2 separate regions of the Homo sapiens genome follow, and region 1 is linked to region 2. A link is a contact called in ENCODE Hi-C data. All regions are on one chromosome and are shown on one strand. Each heading gives the region's core, a stretch centred on a gene start or an enhancer-like site at or near the end of the contact. The rest is flanking DNA. Distances are from core to core; before and after follow the strand shown.

Region 1 (4,467 bases), core at 913-3,412, 100 kb after region 2:
AGCTCTTGCAAATGACAAAAATAGTCAAAGCAAGATATATTTACTTAAAACTACGATGTGCAGTTTAAAGCACCAAAAAGGTATTAGTGAAAATCATAGTATTTGAAGACTCCAAAAATTAATAGCTCATGGCAATGGATCTCCCATATCAGGAAAGTGTTGGGCATTGATCTAGATTTCAGAAAACGAGGGGTGTGACAGGTGTAAATCAGTGATCCAAGGCTGTTGCCTGCGGTCCTATTTATGGCTCACTGACACCTCTCTGATGGGGTGAATTCAGCCTGATTTTCCCCTCTGACTCTGCAGGCTGCAGCAACTCACTGGGAGCCATGGGAAAGAGAGAAACTCCTCCCTCCAGGGGTCCTGGGCAGAGACAAATGGATCTCCCCTCCCCCTCCCTTATCTGAAGAGGGCTTCCCTCTGAGAGTTTATGGCAGCCTGACCTCCAGCCTCTGGGTTGGAGAATCTGGCCGCTTCTGTACCACATAAAAAGGGCAAGTGCATTCATTATTATTATATTATTATACAATGTATAATATATAATAGCGATTATGCTGTCAGCAGCCAGAGACTCTGACTGCAGATCAGAGGCTAGGGTGACATAAATCCACCTAGTGAAGTTTTTGAAGGTTCTATGTGAAGGTGAGAGGATTCTAATCTGTCTATAATGGGGGCTACCACTGAAGAGTTTCTCCCACAAGCAACGTTGGTGGGTGGATTTGAGGGTATTGGGAGGATCTGGACAAACAGTAGTGTGTGTATCTGGGATGTGATATAAGAAGGGTCTCAATTGCCTCCCCTGAGCCAGGCAATGCTAACAGCTCTCATCCTTGCCCATGACGGAGGCGGGTGAGTGGCGACCCAGAGGCCTGAGAAGAGCTCAGGGGCAGCCTTCAACTTCTTGGGTCAGATTCTTTACTGAAAACCCAGAGGCTGGGTTTCACTTTCTGCTTTCCCGCTTTTGTCGGTGTCTTTGTCTGGGCTTCTTCCAGGCCCCCTGCCTGGCCTGGGGTCAGAGGATCAATGGCTGCCTGACTGGCTGAAAGGGCTCCTCTATGGGGAGCAAGAAGCAAACTTCCAGAGGCAGAAGGGGTTCTCTTGTCCCTTTATGCGGAGGGCCATGTGCTAAGTTGAGGAAGCAAGCAAGTGTGCTCCTGTGTGTGGCTCTTAGTAGGACTGTGATCTCTGCTGAGTGAATGGAGGCGCTTGTGGGTCTACACATGCCTGCTTTTGTCTTCCACTGTAGAGGGCATGTAAGGAGCCCATTTCCTCCCTGATGTAGATGAAGCCACCCCAGCAGGCCCAGGCTGAAACAGCCCAGCTGGTCTTTCCCTTTATATGACTGCACCCCAGCCCCCAGAACTCTGGGAACTCACTGAGTTTCTTGAGGACTTTTTATTAGAATGAAAATAGCAGTGGCTTAGAACAGGCTTGCCTGACATTTGCAAAGAAGTGCTTTACTGACAAAGCCTATCCACTCTTTCCTCTCTCCCTCTGCCCCACCTTGAACCAGACACCCCGGGAAGCCCACAGCAGAAAAAGCTCTTGAGACCAGGAATAACTAACCAGAGTGTCATCTGAACACCTTTTCTGGGGCCAGGGTAATGAGAATTATTCAAATGCAATCATAAAAATGAGGCCAGCCAGGCAGGAAAAGGGGGAGGGGGAGTGCTGGTGGAAGGAAGGATTTCTTGCCCGTTTTAAGTTTCATCATTTCTGGGGAGTTCTCTTGGGGTCCACAGAAAATCTCACCTCATCTCGGTCCCCTCAGCACCGGTGATATCTTGGAACTCGGCCCCGGTTGTTCGCTAAGGAGGACTTGGCTTGGGGGCGGGAGGGTGCTCCAGAGTTCCTGGGGGTCCACCGCACTCCCCATCCGAGGCTCCTCGCGAGCGGAGCCGCTTCTCCAGGCCGCCCGCCTCCCTGCCGCAGGAGCAGGCCCGCGCCCGCCGCCCGAGAGCCTCCGGTAGAGGGAGACACTCCAGCGGCTCCTCCGACTTGGCAGCGGCCGGGCCGGGAGTGGGTGGGGGTGATGGGGGGTGGGGAGAAAAGGGGGAGTGGGGAGAGGGGAGGTGTGTGAAGGGGGGGTCCGGGGGGCGGGTCCCTGTGCCGCTGACGTCCCGAGCAGTGCTGGGAAGTATAGGCTGTGTTGTCACGCCGGTGTCAGTCTGATGAAGATTGGCATCAGGTAAGCTGTCATTCATTTCCATGTCAGAGACGCTTTTGCAGGCGGCGGCGGCGGCGCGGCGGCGGCTGCTGCTGCGGGCGGCTGCCTCAGAGCGCGTGTGTTTTATTCCAGTCCCCAAGCCAGAGTATTATTCATTGCGACAGGGCAAGGAGGAGAGAGGGAGAGAGGGAGGCAGCAGGGAGGAGAGAGAGGGAGGCAGCAGGGAGGAGGGAGGCAGGGAGCAGCGAGGGACGGCGGGAGCGTGCAGAGAGAAGCTGGGGAAGCGCCGGGAGAGCGCGGAGCGGAGCAGCGCGAGGGGCGGCGAGGCCGGGCACGGAGGCTGCGAGAGCCCCGCGGGCCGCCCGCTCCCCTGCCCGGCCAGCGCTCAGCCCCGCCGCCGCCGCCGCCGCCGCCTCGCCGCGCTTGGGCCCGTGGCCGGCCGCGCATTGTCCTCGGGTGCAAGGAGCCGGGCTGCGGACTCGAATCGCCGCGGGCCCAACCCCGTAGCGGGCGGGCGGGGAGCTGTGCGCCAGGAGCGCCAGGGGACCCGAGAATAGGAACAGGCACGCCGGCCCGAGCCCGGGTGCAGAAGGCTCCCGGCCGGGCGCTCCGCGGGGAGAGGCTGGGAACCGCGGGCAGGCTCCAGGTTCTCTTTCTCCCGGCTTCGGGCGTCCTTGGGGCCGGCGCTTACTCCGCGCCACCAGCCTGGAGATGCTTTCCAGCGGCTGGAGGCGGGAGCGGTCCCAGGCTGGGGCCAGGTGACCGGAGGAGTCGAGGAGCCGCGGCCGCGGCCTGGGGAGGCAGGGCGAATGAGGGTTTGCAGACGGATCAGTGGAGACAGGGGAACACCGGCGGGGCCCGGGAAGCCAGGATCCGAGGGGCTACACGCACGGACCCTCACCCAGGGAGGAGCGAGAATGTGTAGGGTCACCGGCTTTCCATGATTGCTGGGGATCTTTGGTGAGGCGGGCGTAGGGGCCCGCGCGAGGCTTGGGAATCGGGAGCCCTTCTGGCTCGAGAACTAGGGGATGAGTTCGTAAAAGAGGGAACTGAAAGCGATCGAGAGCGGAGAGCTGAGGGGGATGGCGCAGGATCCCGAATCTGCCGCTCAAAGTTTGCATTTCTTTCGGGTTAGGAGACGGGCTTTCCTGGCTCCCGATCCCCAGGAAGAAACGAGCGAAATGGGCCGTCCTTTCCCGGGGCTCTTCACGGGGGAGCCGGGGGTTTCCGCGCGGTGGGGAGACTCGGGTTGGGAATTGAGGGGTAGGGGCTTGTGGATCGGCCTGAATTAGGGCTGGGTTTTAGGACCAGTCTAGAGTTCGGTTTATAGGATCCAGACTGTTTACGGAATCGGGATCGAGGGGCCGATAAGTAGTTTACACGCCGGCCAGAGCAGAGGGCTGGAGGTCGGAGTTGGGGGCTGGAGGAACGGGTGGCGTTTTTAGGATTCAGTAACAGGATCACAGCTTTTTCTTGTGGTGGAAGCTATTGGAATTTGGGGAGGGTAGCACGAGGGGTCCTGCAGCTCCGCGTGTGAAAAAGCGTTTAGGTAGGCGATGAAAGTAGTTGATCTGAGCCATGGCAGGCGAGCCCCGAATTTTTGCTGCTTCCCCCTGAAAGTGTTTCTTTAGGAGGAGAGGACTTGGGCCACACAGGACCCGGTCCTAAGAGAGCGATTCCGGGAAGCGGACAGATCGAAGAGACCTTCTGGGCGAAGCGGCAGGGCAGCCTCGCGGGGCTGGGAGTGGATCTGAGGTCCCGACCCAGGCGGCTCGGAGTGCTCCAGGAGCCACCTGGGTCTGCGGGCGCAGCGCGGCGGGGCGGGAGCGGTGGCCCGCAGGGGCCGCGGCCTGCGATGAAGGCCGGGGGGCAGCGCTAGCAGCGAGGTGCCACAGTGGGCCGAGGAGTCTGGGCTGTGGCCCAGGGTAGGACCGGCTCAAACTCCAGTGCCCTGATTGGAGCCGCTTCCTGTGCTTACCCGCGCCGGACTGAGAAGCCCACAAACCCGGCCTTTGGTGCGCCCGGGGGAGGAGGAAGCTTGGAGTGCCCTACTGTCATCTCTCCTGTCCGGAGACTTCAGGATATTAGCTTTTCGGGTTTCAAATGCTCTATAACCGGTGGCAGCCAAAAGCTTCGCATTTTAGGCAGTTTAGACGATCCTCCCCGCCCCAAATCTGAGAATGATGGTGTTCAAACATAACACGGTGTATTACCCAAAGCCCCTGCCCTTGCCCTCCTGCTCTCTCTGCCGTTCTGGCCTTCGGAGGCCCCAGGACCTTGGTGGAAGCGGGGAGGGAGGG
Region 2 (4,734 bases), core at 781-3,280:
CCCTGAGGCACAATATCCCTCTTTGTCACTCCCCCAAGCAGCAGGAAGCACAGAGATCATCCAGCTCACCAACAGGAGCGAGCAAGAAAGAGTTCCAACATTGGTGGGAGTGTTCCCACTGCCACCCTGGCCCCTGAACAGGGATACGTGGCTGGAATTCACAGGAAGTAACTGTGACAAGGCAAAGTCTGTTTCAGTACCGGCCCTGCTCCCAGCTACTTGGTGCACTGTGAACAATAGCCGTACTACCATGAGGGCATATTCCTAATGCCTTTCTTAGAGTCCCAGCCTCAGATAGGCATGGTCCCCTGTGAGGCAGGAACACAGCTTCCTGACAAATGAGCAGGAGTGACCCTTATTCTTGGCTTCTGTCTGAAATGGAAAGACAGATGTTCCACACTGCTGAAGTCTGGACAGCACCTCTGAAGCCCTGGAGATGGTCTCTTCCATTCCTCTGGTGATGTCCACCTACTCCTCAAATGTAGCATCAAGGAACTTCAGCTGCTTCCTTGGCTCAACTGGATTCCAATTTTATCCTTCCCTTTAGTCCCTCAGAAATAAGCAGCGTAGGAATAATTCCCTTCCTGGGGATATCAGCTCATTCCTCTAGTTTATTTGCTGCCCCTTAAAGGAGTACCTTAACCTGGGGTACCTGTGATTATTGACCCTAGAATGGGTCCATCATAGATTCTGGGACAGCAGGTGTCTCCTGGGATTGTCCCAGGCAAACCAGGACATAAAGTCACCTTACCTAGGTGGGTAATAGCCACCTAACTGACTTGTAAGAGTGAAATGAATATACCCCCAAGTACAGTGAGTGGTCTAATCAGGGGTTTGATTTAGTGAATTGCCGCTAATGACACTGGTCCTTTGGTGTTTCAAGCCTCTGCACCCTATTTGGGCCTCCCTTCTACTTATGCCTTTCTTCTTTTCTCTATTCCTTTACCTTTTGTCGTTGGCGTGTTACCGTCTTCATTTCTGCCACTAGACCTATGCCCCCTGACTGCCTGGGATTAACAGAGGCTTTTACAACTCTGCTTACCCTCTTTTTCTTGATTCTAGGGCTGGTACGAGCCAAGCCCATTATTCTAGGTCCTAATCTGTTTGGTGGAGTTGTTACTCCACTTCTCTGACCTTGCGCGTAGGGCCTGGGCACTCCTAGGAATTAGGGGCAGGGTGGGGTTAGGGCTGAAACCCATTTGCTCCGACACTCCTGTTTTATGTTCTATTAACTTTATTCCTCAGGGGAATACTTCCCTTTGCAGCCTTCTGTATTTCACCCTTGGGTTCATGTACAAGGATCTCACAATTATCAGTGGAAACATACCCTGAAATCTTCAGGCTAGAGGCAGTCACTTTCAGGACCACAGAAGTCCCTGCCTGGTGGCTGCTTGCCTCCAGAAAGGAGAGCAGGAGTGACTGCCACATTGTCATGGCGGGAGCGCGTGGGGGCCGGTGTCTGTGAAGCCGGGGAAGAGTGGGGTCCTGTGGAATATGAGCAGGGCAGGAAGCCCCAGCCTGAGCCTGTGGTGTGTTTGGGGCCGAATATTGTCCCCCCCCCGCCCCCGCCCACGAAAAAAACTCCTGCGCTCCCAGAAGGTGAGAGTACCGAGATTAGTCATGCAGGGCCGCTGAGTGTGACTTCCAGCCCTCCAGCGTCTCGTGTCCCGCCCGTGTCGGAGCCCATGGCTTTTTAGGACAGGAAGCGCTGCGGGGTAGTGCGGGCAGGCAGGCACGTCACACCGGACAGCGTCGAGATTGCTGCTTTCGGTTCCCCAGCGGGTGGTGAGGCAGAAAGTGCAGGGCGGAATGAGGAGCCCCAGCACCTCAGAGCTGTCGGGCAGTGGCGGGGAAGCAAAGCACAGGAGCGCTGTGGTGCCAGCGGCCGGGCTAGGGACGACTGGCGGGTTTGCGCTGGACCCGACCCCGAGGGCGGGCGCAAGGGGGCGGGCGCTGCCGTACTCAGGCCGCGGGGCCAGGGCGGGCCGGCCGGCGGGGCATTTAAACCCCGCTGACAGCCAGTCCAGCCCGGGACACGCGCCCAGCTCTGTAGCCTCCTCCGTCGACTCAGCCTTAGGTACCGGTCAGGCAAAATGCGGTCCTCCCTGGCTCCGGGAGTCTGGTTCTTCCGGGCCTTCTCCAGGGACAGCTGGTGAGCGGGGCAGGGGAGGGAGGCGTGCCGGGACCTCCTGGGCTCGGGGCTTGCAGGGGCCGCGGGGGGCCTCGGAGATCACCCCAGATCGGCCCCGGCGTCGCCGCGTGGCCAGGGGTGCTGGGGGGACTTGGTCCCGAGCTCCTCCAGCGGCGCCCGCCTCGGAGGTTGATAACCCTCCCTGCCCAACTCCGCCCGCGCTCCCCCAGACCCCGCGACGCTGGCTCGGTGACACTGGGGAAGAACAGGCTGCCAGGGAGGGTCTCCATCGTTTCCCGTTTCCATCCTCCCCTCCTAACACACATCCGGGGCGCCTTCAGAGCGCCTTTCTGTCGTTGGGCAGCTGGGGAACCTGGGCTCGAAGGCTGGGGAACCGAGGCCAGGGGATGGTAGAGGAAAGGGGTTGCCACTGGGGTTTGTGAGTGTCCCTCTTGGTCTCCTTTAGCCCTCGAACACCAAGGCCAGAACTCAGTGGTCCTGGGAGCTCGTCTCGAGGCCTTTCAGCACCTGGAAAGGGCACAGCTCTCAGAGCAGAGCAGGGCAGCCCCTCGGCAGTGGGAGAAGGGCTTCACAGAGGTTCTCTTCCTGACCGCAGGGACCACATGTTGGGCTGCAAGGTGGGGTGGAGGGGTTTCAGCCACTCTTCCTTAGAGGCGGTCAACCATTGGAGCAGTCCGTTTGGTCTGCACAGTTTTTAAAATATTGTGTTAGTTGCCATTATTTACAAATCATAAAATTTAACAAAAATAGCTAGATTCCAGACTTCTCTTGAACAATAGACGACGTGGACCGGGCATGGTGGTTCATGCTTGTAATCCCACCACTTTGGGAGGCCAAGATGGGAGAATTACATGAGGCCAGGAGTTCGAGACCAGCCTGGCCAACATCGTGAGACCACCCCTCCATTCCCCCCTCACACCCCTCCCTGTCTCTAGAAGTAAAAAAAGGAAAGAAAAGAAAAATGGATGATGTAGCAATACTGGGCCTAAATTTCCAAATTAAATGAATAGGATTGAGGAGTCCCCTTTAGATAGGGCAGGTGCTATTAAAGTGGCCAATTTGTCCTGGTTTTGAAACAGTCTTTTGTCGGCAACCCTCTCAATCCTGGGCAAAATGAGACAATTGGCTACCCTACACACTTTTTAATTGTTGAGAGCTCTCATCAATTCTAACCTTCTTCACTCGTTTAGATTATTTACCTAGTCTTTTTTGAGTTGGAGACTGTTAAAAGATATTTTTCAGAAAAAGATTAAAATCCTGACTCTCACAAAGACATAAGAATGAACCCATGTTAAAGATTTTCTTTTACTCATAATAAAGGAGGCAGAAGATGTTATAATCGGTTCAAAAGAGAATCTAGAGAGGGGGATTGGGGAATTATTGTTTAATGGGTATGGAGTTTCAGTTTGGGAACATGAAAAAGTTCTGGAAATGGATGATGGTGATGGTTGAGAGACAATGTGAACATACTTAATGCCACCTAAATGTAGACTAAAAATGGTTAGAATGGCAAAATTTATGTTATGTATATTTTACCACAATTTTAAAAAGAGAATCTAAAGAACATATTCATTTATAGGTTAGGAATATTGAGACCAAATTGGTCTTCTACAGGTTGTGAGGGAAGACTACTGAAATTATCTTCATAGGTATATTTTGCATGGCTTCTCAGTTACCTACCACTTCAAAGAATTTTAAAATAGCTCAAGGTCAATTAAAAGCTGGAATCTGATAACCTGGCGGACTATGTGCTAGACAAGGCATAGTTTTCCACGGAAATACATTGTTTTTCTACAGTCTCTCCTGTTTTGATTTTTAAGAAAATTCTTAGAAGGATTATTCTTGATCACAAAATAAAGCTGATCTCATTGGATTTGACTTGATTGTGGCTGCAAGTGTGTTAGTTTACCATATACCCCTTGTTAAGTTAATAAACTTAGCTGGAAGTTTTCATAAGGAATCCTAGATTAGATTTTTTAAAGCCTTTAATTATTTATTGTCCTGACATTAGTAAGCCGAGTCAAGAAACTGTCTTCACCAGGTTTTACCTACTGTACTGATGTATTTGGGCAAATTCCTCTTCTCAGGGTCCCCATAATATCCTAAAGTTTCTGGGCTAGCCAGAGAGTGACCTTCCTTTTGGCTTGTAAACCTGGAAACCCAGTAAGCCCATTTTCTTGGGAGGTTTTTCTTAGTATTGGCTGCATAGAGTGAACCTCAGTTTTTAGAGGAGGCTGGTTGTATCTGATTAAATAGGCATCCTGATCAAATACAACATCCCGGCAAGGTCTTGGTTGCATAACCAATTTTTCTAATTATGTACTGGTAAAAAAAAAATTCTTACTGAACCTGTGCAAATAACCATACTTCCATGAAAAGCAAGAAGATTCCATAAGAGTTTCTGAATTCTGAGGAGTCAGGTAGGGAGAAAAAGATATTTATAAGTGTTTCATTTCAGTTTATGAAAGCAGAATCTACTAAGTTCTTATGGGTTAATATAGCCTAAGAAGAAAGAGAAAGGTCTTCCTTATATGTCCAGAAAATAGAACACTATATCAACATCAACAGTATTCTGAACATAG

What was found. Hi-C counts contacts between places; a loop is a spot of excess contacts on that map. Pooled maps may share reads with other maps.
Region 1: a loop to region 2 is called in a map of endothelial cell of umbilical vein, with 7 times the contacts of the local background. The contact joins the promoter of PKNOX2 here to the promoter of SLC37A2 in region 2. A Hi-C loop is called at or near these places in 1 of 168 maps with a recorded cell type or tissue (endothelial cell of umbilical vein), 1 of 37 single-sample maps with no recorded cell type and 6 of 50 pooled maps.

The regions. Positions count from the first base shown.
Region 1 is chr11:125,162,589-125,167,055 of GRCh38, forward strand. PKNOX2 (PBX/knotted 1 homeobox 2) reads left to right here and starts at 2,163. Exons shown (of 13, transcript NM_001382323.2): 1 at 2,163-2,188. It overlaps PKNOX2-DT (PKNOX2 divergent transcript), which reads right to left and starts at 2,021. Exons shown (of 3, transcript NR_125759.1): 1 at 1,753-2,021. RefSeq lists a silencer at 1,876-2,025.
Region 2 is chr11:125,061,275-125,066,008 of GRCh38, forward strand. SLC37A2 (solute carrier family 37 member 2) reads left to right here and starts at 2,031. Exons shown (of 18, transcript NM_001145290.2): 1 at 2,031-2,152. The coding sequence starts at 2,094. RefSeq lists silencers at 1,840-2,029, 2,240-2,319.